3 separate regions of the Homo sapiens genome follow, and all the other regions are linked to region 1. The links are chromatin contacts, found by Hi-C in ENCODE. All regions are on one chromosome and are shown on one strand. The core of a region is the stretch at or near the end of the contact, and the rest is flanking DNA. Distances in the headings are between cores, read along the strand shown. Region 1 holds the start of CNIH3-AS1 (CNIH3 antisense RNA 1). Region 2 holds the start of SDE2 (spliceosome associated SDE2). Region 3 holds the start of CAPN2 (calpain 2).

The links. A loop is a pair of places that touch in the nucleus more often than their neighbours do. Pooled maps may share reads with other maps.
Region 2: a loop to region 1 is called in a map of GM12878, with 5 times the contacts of the local background. The contact joins the promoter of SDE2 here to the promoter of CNIH3-AS1 in region 1. A Hi-C loop is called at or near these places in 1 of 168 maps with a recorded cell type or tissue (GM12878), 1 of 37 single-sample maps with no recorded cell type and 4 of 50 pooled maps.
Region 3: a loop to region 1 is called in a map with no recorded cell type, with 3 times the contacts of the local background. The contact joins the promoter of CAPN2 here to the promoter of CNIH3-AS1 in region 1. A Hi-C loop is called at or near these places in 1 of 168 maps with a recorded cell type or tissue (posterior vena cava), 3 of 37 single-sample maps with no recorded cell type and 3 of 50 pooled maps.

What each region holds. Positions count from the first base shown.
Region 1 is chr1:224,728,366-224,732,922 of GRCh38, reverse strand. CNIH3-AS1 (CNIH3 antisense RNA 1) reads left to right here and starts at 2,331. Exons shown (of 3, transcript NR_187293.1): 1 at 2,331-2,625. CNIH3 (cornichon family AMPA receptor auxiliary protein 3) reads right to left here. Exons shown (of 6, transcript NM_152495.2): 4 at 2,349-2,461.
Region 2 is chr1:225,997,181-226,001,737 of GRCh38, reverse strand. SDE2 (spliceosome associated SDE2) reads left to right here and starts at 2,395. Exons shown (of 7, transcript NM_152608.4): 1 at 2,395-2,545. The coding sequence starts at 2,426. RefSeq lists enhancers at 1,511-1,560, 1,641-1,740, 1,761-1,910, 2,431-2,540, 4,554-4,557 and a silencer at 2,091-2,370.
Region 3 is chr1:223,710,710-223,715,266 of GRCh38, reverse strand. It overlaps CAPN2 (calpain 2), which reads right to left and starts at 2,728. Exons shown (of 21, transcript NM_001748.5): 1 at 2,390-2,728. The coding sequence starts at 2,626. RefSeq lists silencers at 2,262-2,381, 2,592-2,981 and enhancers at 2,091-3,042, 3,082-3,131.

The DNA.
Region 1 (4,557 bases), core at 1,082-3,581:
TGCCAGGAACTAGACTAGATCCTGTCAGGGATTCAAAAAAAAGGTAAGACAAAGTCCCTATTGGCAAGGAGATTGCAGCCCCTCCCTTCCTCCATAGAGATCAACTTTCCTAGTCTACGGACACTGGCTGCCTCTCCTTTTCCTCCCTTTTGGACAAGCGCTAGCCCCACGAAGCAGTGCCCTGATCGATGTTTTGTCCATTAATCACATTTCTGATACCCTGCCTTGACAGCCCCCTACTTGAAGGACCTTGGGACGAACTCCTTTCCTGGAGGAGAAGAGCCAGCCCCTGGGGCAGTGTGTCAGGTGGCAGGGACTCAGACTGGAATTCGTACAGAGGTGGGGTGTAACCTCAGCCCTGCCACGTCCGAGCTGAGCAACACAGGTTAAGTTGACTTAACCTTTGTGAGTCTCTGTGTCCCCATGTATCAAACACAGAAAATGAAACCCAGCTCACTTGGTTGTTGTGAATCCTGGATCTTCTATTTGACTTCTCTCTAATTCAGATGAGAGCAGATTGCCTTTACTTAAAGTGAGGCTTCTCGATGTAACCGAATCTTTTTCCTTCCTCCCTAAATCTGAGATTTCTTCTACCCTGCTGGCCCTGGTCAATGGCACCATCGACCTCCCGGCCACGCAGCCTAGAGGCTTTCTCTCCCTCACCTGCACCCAATTATGGGCCAAGGCTTATCCAGTTCACCTCCACAGCTTCTCTTGTTCTCTCACCATTCTGACTCCCACCACCTGGGTCAAGGCTCTCTCACCTCTCCACCTGGAGTTCCCACCATAACCCCCTCATTGGATTTCATCCTCAATATTTCACCCTCTAACCCATCCTTTACACTGCTTCCCAGGCCACCTTCCTAAAAATCAGATCAGGTAATGCCACTGTCTTCTTCTAAAGCTTCTGATCATTTTTCATTACCTAGAGAATAAATTAATTCCACCTTCCCCATCAAATCATTTCAGGCCCTCCATACCATACTCTCAGCTGCCTGCCAACCCTGTCTCTTCTTATTTCCCTCCAAGAACCCTACATCCAACCTCACTGAGCAACTACTGTTTCCCAAACACAACAAGTGTTCTCTTAACTCTGGGCCTTTGCACATGCTGGGCCCTCGCCCTGGAATGTGCTTTTCCAATGTCACTCTTGAGTCTAATTTAAGTGCTTCTTTCTCTATGCTCCTACCAGTATTCCTCATATGTCTGTTAAGAACATATTTCCCTCCACCACTAGGATGTACGTTCCTTAAGGGTAAAGGTTTTGCTTTACACTTAACGTGAAATCCCTCACAATGCCTGGCGTGTACTATGTATCCCGTATGTTTTCTAAATGAAGGAGTGCATGTCTTAGGTGTGGCTAAATTCAAGCCAGATTTTATGGTACAATAAAAATGATAAAACACTTTGGGGTCCAATGCTCTGGCAGCAAAGGGTCAAGGGCAGGCAACTTATCTGCGCAAATACCTTCTCTACTATTTAGATATTCCCCCACCTCTGCCTCCTGTGTCCATATGGTGACTCTATTTTACAAAAAGCCAAAAATCACATGATCTGACACATGGTCTTAGCAGGGAATAGAATCTATGAAATTATAACTGTCCCAGAAAATCCAGCCCATCTGGTAGGTGCTTTTTTTTTTATTAAGATATAATTTACATACCATAAAAGTCACCCTTTTAAAGTGTACAACTGTACAATTCAGTGGTTTTTAGTATATTCATAGAGTTGTGCAACCATCATGACTATCTAATTTCAGAACATTTTCATCACCCTAAAAAGAAAACCTTTGACCCATTAGCAGTCATTCCCTATTCTCATTCCCTCCCAGCCCCTGGCAGCCATGAATTTACTTTCTGTCTATAGATTTGCCTTTCCTGGACATTTCCTATAAATAGAATCATGAAATATGTGGCCTTTTGTGTCTGGCTTTTTTCACTGATACTTTCTTTAGGGCTTCATGTTGTAGCATGTATCAGTACTTCATTTCTTTTTATTGACAAATAGTATTCCATTGTATGGATATACCATATTTTGTTTCTCCATTTATCAGCTGATGGGCATTTGGGTTGGTTCCACTCTTTGGCTGTTGTGAATGCAACTATAGATGCTTTTAACACTGACCTACAAGGGATGGGGTTGTGGTTAATGAAACCAACAAAAAGGGCCTTTCCTTATTGGACTTGTTGCCTAAGAGCAGTTTGGGAACAGGCTTTAAAGAGAGAGACCCAGAAAGGAAGGGATGATTGGAAGGCAATAGAAGCTGTCTATTTGGGTGACATCATCACTGGAGAGCAGGCTGCCCTGGCAGAAAAGACGAAGGATATACCAGTCCCAGTCTGACTTACCTCCAGAAGTGATAGAAAAGTAGAGGGACATTCAGCCCCAGCGTGAGCCACTCTTGCGCACACAGGAACATAATGCAGAAGAGGCTATGGATGGAGTATTCTGGCAGCACCAGCTGAAGAGGGAGCAGAGACACGGCCCTGAGTTAGAGGAGGAAAACGCCACTCCTGCTTCTATGGCAGCTGACTTCTGCCTGGACACTGCCTCTCACAGACGGTTGACACAAAGGCCCTCCCTGCAGCAACGTAGAGCCACTGCCCCAACACAGATCCATTTCTGGTAAGTTCTTCTTTTTATGGCACTCCTCTTTTTATTATACCCAAACCCAAATGACACAAGCCCTCAGTGCACTGCTTACTATTAACAGAATACCACGCTTGCTCCTAGGGGTCACCCATGGATGGCCACTGGGAAGACTGGAAGAGCTGGTCCAGCCCATGTGTCATCTGACCCAAGGCAGGACCACTAGGAGAAATACTGCAAGGGTTTCTAATGAATCCATAACTGCCCTGCTCTTGTTTTTCTGGCCCCTGTGTATCCTCCTATAGTAACTCACAAACCTAAAGTGAATATGTACATTTATCACAAATATAGGAGGGTCAGGAAAAAATGGCCAGCCTCAGAAGGCAGTGGCATTTTGCCTGATGGTGGATGGAGCAAGAGGAACGCGAGAAAAACAACAATTAGCAATGATGAAGAGGGACAGTGTAGCCTCTGGGGGAAGAGGGAAGAAACTGATCCTGACCAAGAAAGGCCTGATGGTGGGAAGTGTGACCAGCAGGAAGACTAAGCTCTCCCACCTCCAATCCAGCCACACAGGTATAAATGGGTAAAAGGAGCTTAAAATCATTGAAAAGCTGCTCCCAAGGGTAACTTCATTTTATCAGAAATCAAAGTTGTAAGCTAAAGGGTAACTGTAAGGAAGAAATTTGGCACCTAGACCAGCAGTAGGGAAGGCTACAGATATAAATGCACCATTTTACCCAGTTATATAGGGAGATATAGATACATATTACTAAATATATTTATTTATATAATATATAAATATACTTTGTATTGTTTAGGCTCTCATGAATACTTTGTTCTTCCCATCAAAATCTTTTGAAACATCCTTCAAGGCCCATCTCAAATGCCACTTACCTTTTTTTTTTTTTTTTTTTTTTTGGAGACATAGTCTTACTCTGTTGCCCAGGCTGGAGTACAGTGGCGTGATCTTGGCTCACTCTAACCTCTGCCTCCTGGGTTCAAGCAATTCTCCTGCCTCAGCCTCCCAAGTAGCTGGCATTACAGGCGCCTGCTACCACGCCCAGCTAATTTTCATATTTTTCAGTAGAAAGGGGGTTTCACCATGTTGGCTAGATTGGTCTTGAACTCCTGACCTGAGGTGATCTGCCCACCTCGGCCTCCCAAAGTGCTGCGATTACAGGTACGAGCCACCGTCCCCAGCCTCAAATGACACTTTCTATTGGGAGCTCTGCCTACCGTCCCTTGTTCCTCCACCCTCCCCTGTACCTCTGGGCCCCACAGCATGTTTTCTGACCCCCTCCCAGGGGTACTTTCCATAATCTATCCATTGTGGAGTCATCATCCTCTTCCCACCTTCCAATACAGATAGATTCCTCTGTCCAGCATTCTGCAAGCCATCTTAGCCAACGTCTATTCTTTTCTCATTTCCATTTGCAAAGCGCCTTTGTACAATGCATGGCAGTTAGGAGAGACTTAACAAATACGTGGTAAAGTGCATTGAAATGACCAAGTGCATATGTTTACAACATGGCTGGCTGGCATTAGATATGCAGCCTGTGGTTACAAACTAAGATTTCTTTGGGTGGAGAACAAACTCCCTCAAACCATCCCATTTGGGTATGGACCATGACTTTGGTCTCTCAATTTAGTTAGATGAGCTAACTACCCCAGATGGCAGACACAGAGGGAGAAACACATACGCACACATTAAAAATAAAGACATGCACAGCACACGTGTAAGACATTTTGTAACTATGGGGCACCTTCTTTATTCTCAAAGTCCAGTGTAGATGAATTGCATTAACCCTCACCTTAGACTTCTCAGGCAATCACCTGAGGAATCAGAGCAAAGGAGCCATCATTCCAGAGGTGGTGACCCTTGGTGGGTGAAGCAGGTACCACCAGCCCCTGTGAATCTCAACCACCTGGCAGGAGGGGGCACGCCATGTCCCTATTGTATCTCCT
Region 2 (4,557 bases), core at 1,146-3,645, 1.3 Mb before region 1:
CAAAAGCTAATATCAATGGTTATTTCATATTTTAAATGACAAATACCTATTCAATACTTGGGATTCTTTAAATAATAGGAATTTAAATGCAACAGAGGGATAAAAAGCGAAAAATTCCATTCAGACATCAGGTTTTATGAGGACTAAATATAATGTTAGTAATAAATGATGTGGAGTTTCCTTACTGGAAAGTACTACTTATGCCAGGCACGGCAGGTCACGCCTGTAATCCCAGCACTTTGGGAGGCTGAGGCGGGAGGATCTTTTGAGCCCAAGAGTTCAAGACCAGCCTGGGCAACTTAGCGAAAAACTCGTCTTTACAAAAAATTTAAAAATTAGCCAGGTGTGGTGGCATGCACCTGTAATCCATCTGGAGTCTGTGGCAGATCACTTGAGCCCAGGAGTTCAAGGCTGCGTGTGCTATGATTGCGCCACTACACTCCAGCCCAGGTGGCAGAGCGAGTGTCTCAAAAAAGAAAGAAAGAAAGAAAAAAAAGACTAATCATAATAATTCCTCACAAGACACGAAGCATTATCCCGACACAAAAAATGTTTTGGAAACCCAAACTGACCTTTATACAGTTACTTGTAGGATCTCAGACCTTTGAAATGGTCATTTAAAAAAATTATTTATTTATTTGAAATAGTCATTTTTGATCACCAGAAGGAAGAAATCACAAATAAAAAAAGAAGAGGCTTAAGGCTCAGATCTGTAGATTACTTTTTCAGGAACCTGGAGGACAGAGAGCTGGGGAGCAGACTGCAGAGGGACTTGAGGTTTCTGGAGTTTGGACGGCTTACATGTAACCTGGCGACACCTTCACGCCCCAGGGTTGCCATGGCACCACCTTTCCGAAATACTGCTTCCTAGGTACAATATATCTTTTTTTTCTGAAACGGAGACTCTCTCTGTCGCCCAGGCTGGAGTGCGATGGCACGATCTCAGCTCACTGCAACCTCTGCCTCCCGGGTTCAAGCGATTCTCCTGCCTCAGCCTCCTGAATAGCTGGGATTACAGACGCGCACCACCACGCCCGGCTAATTATTGTATTTTTAGTAGAGATGGGGTTTCACCATGTTGGTGAGGCTGGTTTCGAACTCCTGACCTCGAGATCCGCCCGCCTCAGTCTCCCAAAGTGCTGGATTACAGGCATGAGCCACCGCGCCCGGCCAGTACAATCTATCTTTATTATTTTTTTTTTTGTAATTTTTATTTATCTACTGGCATCCCCATGGAGGCCCTTTCTCTCCCCAACTTTCCCTCGTGTGTGAAATAAAGACCACTGAATCTATTAACTTCCCAGGCCTTGAAATTCCATTTTCGCACATACTGCCACCGCTAAACGATTTCTGAATTTTTTGTTGTTACCCCCTCAGCTAGGAGTTCCATTTGCCAAGCATTTTAACAGCAGAGAAGGCAATTCTGTGGGCCGATGCATTTGTGTTTAGCAGGCACAGATATCTCCAAATAACCTTCCTATCTTCACACTGGTGGCTTTTGAATTGTTCAGGGTTTTAGAAATACCATAATCTCATTCTGTTAAATATTAAGGGACTCTTTCGGATTCCCTGAGCCTTAAGGTTACGTTATGCAAATCTGTCCGAGTGTGTTTCCATGGTGCAGAATAAAAGTTATGGTAGGGTTTTTTGAAGCAGCATGACTATAAACGTCACTCCTGTCACTGCCTTTCACAAGAGCCCACTTGCTGTGAAATATTTTGAAAACAGAGCTGAAGTGGAGATAACGCAGTGCACAAACAGGCGGAAATAAGAATAAACCGTGCGTGGCAGGCAGAAACCCGGAGGTTGGCTGTTTCTGGAGGGGAAGAGAAGGCTCTGTAAAGCTGGAGGAGAAACCACGCCGGCCACTGTTTAGGGGCCTCCTGGGGGTCGTTTCCCTTGCCCCCTCGGGTTGGGGAGCTCCTCTAGGCCAAGGAAGCGGCCCCCTAAAACCGCTTCCGGGACTGCAGCTTCTCTCCCCACACTCTCAAGGAGCAGAGCCTTCTCGGGCCACAATTCTCCGCGACCCAAAAATAACTACACAGATGTGAGGAAAAGGGCCAAAGCCTACAGCACAAGGTGGTTCTCAGTTAAAGCCTTATCGCTTACGGCCAGGAAGCTCGAAACCTAACCCAGCGCCAGCCTTTTATAGCCGGTCCCTCGAGCCCCGCCCTAGCAACTTCTCCTAGCAACGCCTCGCCCCGTGCTCTGCCGCCTTATCTGCCTCCGCCAGGCCTTTCCTGTTCCCCTCCCCCAGCCCGCACCGCCCCGCCGCCCGGCTCACTTGACCCGCCCCAGGGGAGGGGAGGGGTGAACGGAAGCGTGAGGGGCGGGGCGTTGGAAGATGCTCGCGTCATCAAGAGGCGCCGGGCGAGTTGCGGCGCCTGGTGTCTCAGAGAGGCTTGAGGTTCGGGTAGTCGGTGACATGGCGGAGGCCGCGGCGCTGGTGTGGATTCGCGGCCCTGGCTTCGGGTGCAAGGCGGTGCGGTGTGCCTCGGGTCGGTGCACCGTCCGGGATTTTATCCACCGGCACTGCCAAGATCAGGTGAGGATTTCGGTTCCTGTTAGGAAGGAGAAAGAGGCAGACAGGTGGCAGCGCTGGGTGCGGAGTAGGTCTGTCCGGGGCGGGGGTACGTTTATTCTCTGGGGTTTTCACTCGTTGAGGCTGAGAGTTCCTCAGTGTTAAGGTGCTTCGAATTGTTACTGAGACCTTCCTTTGCTTTTCTTTTGTGGTGGTGGTTTTGCCTTCCCACCAAGAGGGAGAAAAAAACTGTTACAGGCACTTAGTCCCGCTCACAGTTACAAATACTTTGTTTCTCTTTCTTTATCCGTAAATATAATGGTCTTCTGGCAGTTGGGCCGGCTGATTTTTAAGGCTCCAGTCTTCACCTTCTTACTATGGTTATGTGACGTGTATTTTGTCCACTCATCACACAGCCTTGTTAGCCCCAGCCTAGAGAAGTATGTCATATCCAAACCCAGGCCAAAGGATGATTGGGAAGGAAAATTGATTCTTCTGGTCAGTCGTTGTGACCAAGCATTCACACGTGTGTCCTGTTGAGGGCCTGGGTTCTTAGGGCCTGTTACGTAGAAGTGTTCACTATTAATTTGATGGTCTCATTTGTCCGTGCATATTTGTGAAAACCTACCAGGGACTTCCAGAGTTACACGTGAGCTTTTACTGAACTTTCAAGTAAGTAAGCTTTTACCAGCTATAAGATATTAAACCTGTTCAGTTGTCAAAAGAATTTAGTGGTTTCCCTGAATCTAATTTTAATGTTGGCACTTGATCTAGAACTCTGTTCTTTCCGCACCTCATCCGTGCTTTCCTCGGCTATTTCCTCTGCTTACTATTTATAAGCTTAACAAATGTTAACACTGCAGTCTAGACCAAAATTTTAAGAGACTTGGATCGATTCCGTGAAGAAGCAATGTGTGTTTGCAAATAATACGGTTTTTCACTTTCCATGTTTTCCTTCCTGCTCTGTAATCCAGTCTAAAAACTGTAAGCACAACTGTTTTTGACCATGAAAATAATTGCATTCTAATTCCTTTGAAAATAATTCTTATTTCATGAGTACAGTGTTCTTTTCTCCCCCTCCCCCACCCCCGACGGAGTTTGACTCCCGTTGCCCGGGCTGGAGTGCAATGGCGTGATCTCGGCCCACTGCAACCTCCGCCTCGCTGAGTTCAAGCGGTTCTCCTGCCTCAGCCTCCCAAATAGCTGGGATTGCAGTCGCCCGCCACCATGCCTGGCTAATTTTTGTATTTTTAGTAGAGACGGGGTTTCACCACGTTGGCCAGGTCTTGAACTCCTGACCTCGGGTGATCCGCCCACCTCAGCCTCACAAAGTGCTGGGATTACAGGCTTGAGCCACTCCTCCCGGCCTATGAGTACAGTTTTCAAACTTGCTGACAATTGATCCAAAGTGAAACCAGAAAAAATAGGATCTTAATCATGAGGTATGTTGGAAAAAAGAATTTTTAAATCGGAAGCAAGAAATATAGGCCAGGCGTGGTGGCTCACGCCTGTAATTCCAACACTTAGGGAGGTCGAGGCGGGCAGATCACCTGAGGTCAGAAGTTCGAGACCAGCTTGGCAACATGGTGAAACCCCATCTCTCCTAAAAATACACAAAAATTAGCCAGGCGTGGCGGCAGACGCCTGTAATCCCAGCTACCCAGGAGGCTGAAGCAGAAGAATCATTTGAACCTGAGAGGTGGAGGTTGCAGTGAGCCGAGATTGAGCCATTGCACTCCAAACTGGGTGACAGAGCAAGACTCGGTCTGAAAAAGTATATATAAAGAAATATAAATGAGTGGATTCAGTCAGAAACTTAAGGAACATGACCATAGCAAATATGAATAGAAACACAAAAGAATATTAGTTGAGATACTGGAACAAGTAAGAATAGCTCAAGTTCACACCTATGTTTTTAAAAACAAAACTATTCTGAGACATGATGAAGTTAGTGTTAACTCCCACTGAGAAAATAAAAATCTGCCCTGCTTTTCATCAGGCTGGGATAACAGACACAGATAAAGCCAGCTGCAAAG
Region 3 (4,557 bases), core at 1,479-3,978, 1.0 Mb after region 1:
TACTCTGGAGTCTACAACAATCTGGCTTCTACTCTCACCTTTCCATTGAAATTGCTCTGCTAAACTCACCAATGACTTGCTAGTGTTCAAATCCAGCGGAAACAACTGTGCTCCCCTTGCCTGACCTCAGCAGCATTTGAGAAGGTAGGAAGGAGGCAGAGAGCGCAGCCATAAGGGGTAGGCTCAACATGCACAGACTACACACAGTCCTGGATCTATGCCCTATATCCACTTGACTCTGAGCAAGTATTTAACCTTCCCAAGCCTCAATTTCTTCAACTGGCAAATGGGGATCGTAAAAGTCACACTCTTCCTTAGTTGTGCAGTGCACAGCCCGCCTGCCCTAAGCAGTGGCGCTAGATCATCTCTAGACCTCTACATCCTCATCTGGAAGTCCCACAGGCATTTCCAACTGTTGGGGGACCTGTCTCTGTCCCCTCACTAGCCTCAGAAGTAAGTCTTCAGAAGCAGAAACCATATGCATTGTGCCCAGCATATAGTAGGTATTCGAGAAATGCTTACTGAATGAATGAAAGAATAAGTGAATGAGTATGTGAACTCACTATGTAAACTGTAAAGTGCCATGCAAATGTAAAGTGAACACATTCTCTTGGTTTGTGTTTCACTTTTTTTTTTTTTTTTTTTACTTTTTTATAGAGACAAGTCTTACTGTGTTGCCCAGGCTGGTCTTGAACTCCTGGCTCAAGCGATCCTCCCACCTTGGCCTCCCATAGTGCTGGGATTACAGGTGTGAGGCACTGAGTCAGGTCAGCGTATCACTTTCACAACCATAATTTCATTTGAGGCACATTACAATCCTGCATCCATATTCTACAAACAGTCACTTCTTTTGTGTTCACTGGTGTATCTCCTGAGCTCTCAGGACAGTGCCTGGCATGTAACAGGTGCTCAATCAGTGTTGTCAAATGAGTGAGTAAATGAATGAATGAATGAATGAATGAATACTGTGAAAGGCATGGTTATGTGTCAGGCACTGGGGATATACTGGTAAATAATATACACATGATTCCTGCAGTTCAGTAGGAAGAACAAATACATGTGATTATATTCTAAACTGTGACAATGCTATGAAGGAAATGAGTGGGGTGACAGAGAAAAACAAGGTGGGGAGGTGGCTGCTAAGAAGGGTCAGAAAAGACCTCTTTAGGAAGGGAACATGTGACTAAGTTGGGAAGAATGAGAGTGAGCCACACTCCAGGTAACAGCGTGCCTTGCTGGTGAGAAGGCCTCATGCAGGAAAGAACCGGCTCTTTGAGAGACTGAAAGGAGGCCATGACGGCAGGGCCTAGTGGGCCACAAAAGAGAGAAAATATTTAGGCAGCATGTTTTCTTTTAGATGAAGACATGGAGGCACAGAGAGGTTAAATGGCTCGTTCAAGGTCACCAGCAGGTTAGCAAGAAGAAGAACCCAAGTGCTCTGAGTCTGGGCTAGGGCGCTTCCTGCAGCCCTTGCTACCTATGGGCTGGATTTAGGGTAACAGAAGGTGACCTGGGAGGCTGCTGGGTGTGGAAGCAGAGCTGGAAGCCTTGTTCTCACAACAGGAATCTAGAAGTTGGACTTCAGGGCAGGCTTTCCTAGGCGTGGTAGGGGAAGCCTGGGGAAGTGTCCCAAAGGAGGAGGAGCCTCAGGGGTTCCCCAAGAAACAGAATGGACAAGTAGATTGGGGAGCACAAGTTGTCCCAGGGCCGGGAGGTCAGAGACCCTGGGGGACGGGATAAGGGGGTCTGGAGGGCTCCCGGAGGTTTCCCGGGTGATTCCCGCCAGGGAAACCATGAGACACCTCCGTGTCCTGGGTTAATTACCAGTGTCAATGTTATGAGGAGGTATCGCTGGCTCCCCTTTGGAAAAATAAATCTAACCCCAGGGCTGCAGGAGACTATCCTTAGTCACAAAATGACCAGGCTATGGCCTGTCCCCCTCCATGAACAGACAGAACCCCAGTTGGAGACGGACTTTGTCTGGTAGATGCTGCCTCTCACCGTCCCTTCCCTGCAGACCCGATTCCCCTTCCCTTCCAGCTCCCCGCTAGAGTCCAATCAAAGTTTCACCCCGGCCTCCTGCATCACCCTGAGTTTTTGTGAAGTCCTAAAGTGGCCTGCTAGTGGGATCTGAGGGCAGTGATTCGCCTCGACCCGCCCAGGAAAGCGTGGTGGGTGGAAGAGAGGGAAGGCCCCGGGAGTCCCCCCACGCTCGAACAGAGTCCCGGGCTCTGGCGGCGCGGAGGTGTCGCAGGACTGCGAGGTCCTGGCTTGCGGCTTCCCCACTGCAGCACCCGGGCTGCCCCCCGCCCCAGCGCGCCGCGGGCCGGCCTGCACCCCGCCCTGCCCGGCACCCCGCCCTGCCCGCGTCCTGCCGCGCGCTTCCTACCGTGGGGCGCTTCCACTCGATGCCCCGGGTTTTGCTGGAGTAGGGCCCCAACTCCTTGAAGCCCAGGGCCGAGGGGATGGCCGGGAAGGACGGGTCCTGGAAGAGCGTCCCGGCCTCCAGGCACTCGTTCCGCAGCGCCTCGTAGTCCTGGTTGAGGTACTTGATGGCCCTGTCGTGGGAGCCCAGCCCCTCGGCCGCCTCCCGGTCCTTCGCCAGCTTGGCCGCGATGCCCGCCATGCTGCGGTCCCGGCGGCCGTACTGCGCAGAGAAAGGTCGGGGCGACTCCGCGCTGCGCTCGGCTGGGGCGCGGCCAGGGCCCGGCGCGCTGCTGCGGCCACTGCGGGCGCCGCCGCTGCGAGCGATGATTCACCGGAGGGAAGCGGCCCGGCCCGCGGGGTGTGGCCTCAGCCGCTCCCGGCCTGCTGGGCTCCCGGCCCGGGACCAGGCCATCCTGCGGCCTGCCGAGCGCCGGGAACGCCGCGACCCGGGGCCGGTGCTGCCATCTGCGGACAGCTCCCGGGATGGCGCGGCCCGGCGCCGGGGAGGCTCGCGAATCGCGGTCCAGAGTTGGGGCTCCCACCGGAACCCGAGGCCACCTTTGCAGCCCATAGGGAAGAAGGCTAGGATAGTTGTGGCCGTCCGGAAAACACCCGGGGAGTTAGCAGAGGGTCAGGTAGTGAAGTCGAGGAAACTAAACCAGCTGCCCTGAACTTTGTGCCAAACAGCGTCTTAACGGCTCTGCATACATCATCTCATTTAATCCTCCCAGCGACTCTGAAGAAGGCGCTGATATTGTCCCCATTTTACAGATGAGAAAACTGAGCCTCGGAGACGCTAAATGACGTCCCCAATGTGGCACAACAGTCACAGGCAGAACAGGGACTCTAAGCCACCGGAGGCCTATTGCAATCACAATGCTGCAATTACTACTGCTCAGCTGTTTATTTGATTATAGATAGGGTTGTCAGATTTGGCCAATAAGGCTGGGTGCGGTAGTTCACACCTGTAATCCCAACACTTTGGGAGGCCGGAGGCAGGCGGATCACCTGGGGTCAGGAGTTCGAGACCAGCCTGGTCAACATGGTGAAATTCCGTCTCTACTAAAAATACGTCGTGGCAGGCACCTGTGATCTCAGTTACTCGGGAGGCTGAGACAGGAGAAACGCTTGAACCCAGGAGGGAGAAGTTGCAGTGAGACGAGATCGCGCCACTGCGCTCCAGCCTGGGTGACAAAGCGAAACTCCATATCAAAAATAAAATAAAATAAAATGATTTGGCCAATAAAACAACAACCCTCCCAAATGTTTAATTTGAATTTCAGATAAACAACAGATACTTTTAAAGTATATGTAGGGCCCAAATATTGCATGGGCATACATACTTATTCTAAAAGAAAATATGATTCATTGTTTACCTGAAACTCATATTTAACTGGCAGGATTAGTTGGGTTACTATAGGGAGAGAGCATTTAGAATACTGCCTGTGTTGGCTACTGTGACCACTCTGTTGTGGAGCTAGGGTGTGATTCTCATCTCACACACAGAGACATGGGTGCGTGCCAAGAAATGCAGATGGGCAGAAATTACCTCCTCTTCTTCTCTACAGTAGTAGGGAAGAATTTGGGTTTCACTGGAAAACTGTGCATGGTCTACAGCAGTGGTTCTCAACTGGGGGCAGTTTTGTCCCCTACCCACCCCAGGAGACATTTGGGAATGTCTGGAGATAGTTTTTATGGTCACAGCTAGGAGATGAGGTGCTACTGGCCTTTACTAAGTAGAAGCCAGGGATGCCGCTGAACATCTTCCAATGTCCAAGATAGCTCTTGTGAACCCAGAAAATCTGAAACAGGTCTCATTTAATTTAGAAAGTTTCTTTTGCCATGGTTGAAGATGCACACCTGTGACACAGGAAGTCCTGAGGACATGTGCCCGAGGTGGTTGGGGTGCAGCTTGGTTTTATACATGTTAGGGAGGCAAGAGCCATCAGTCAAGTACATTTAAGAAATACATTGGTTTGGTTCAGAAAGGCGGGACAACTCAAAGTGGCGGGGGGTGGTGGGTGGGTAGTGGGGGTGGCTTCCAGGATATAGGTAAATATTTAAACATTTTCTGGTTGACAATTGGTTGAGTTTGTCTAAAGGCCCAGGATCAATAGAAAGGAATGTTTG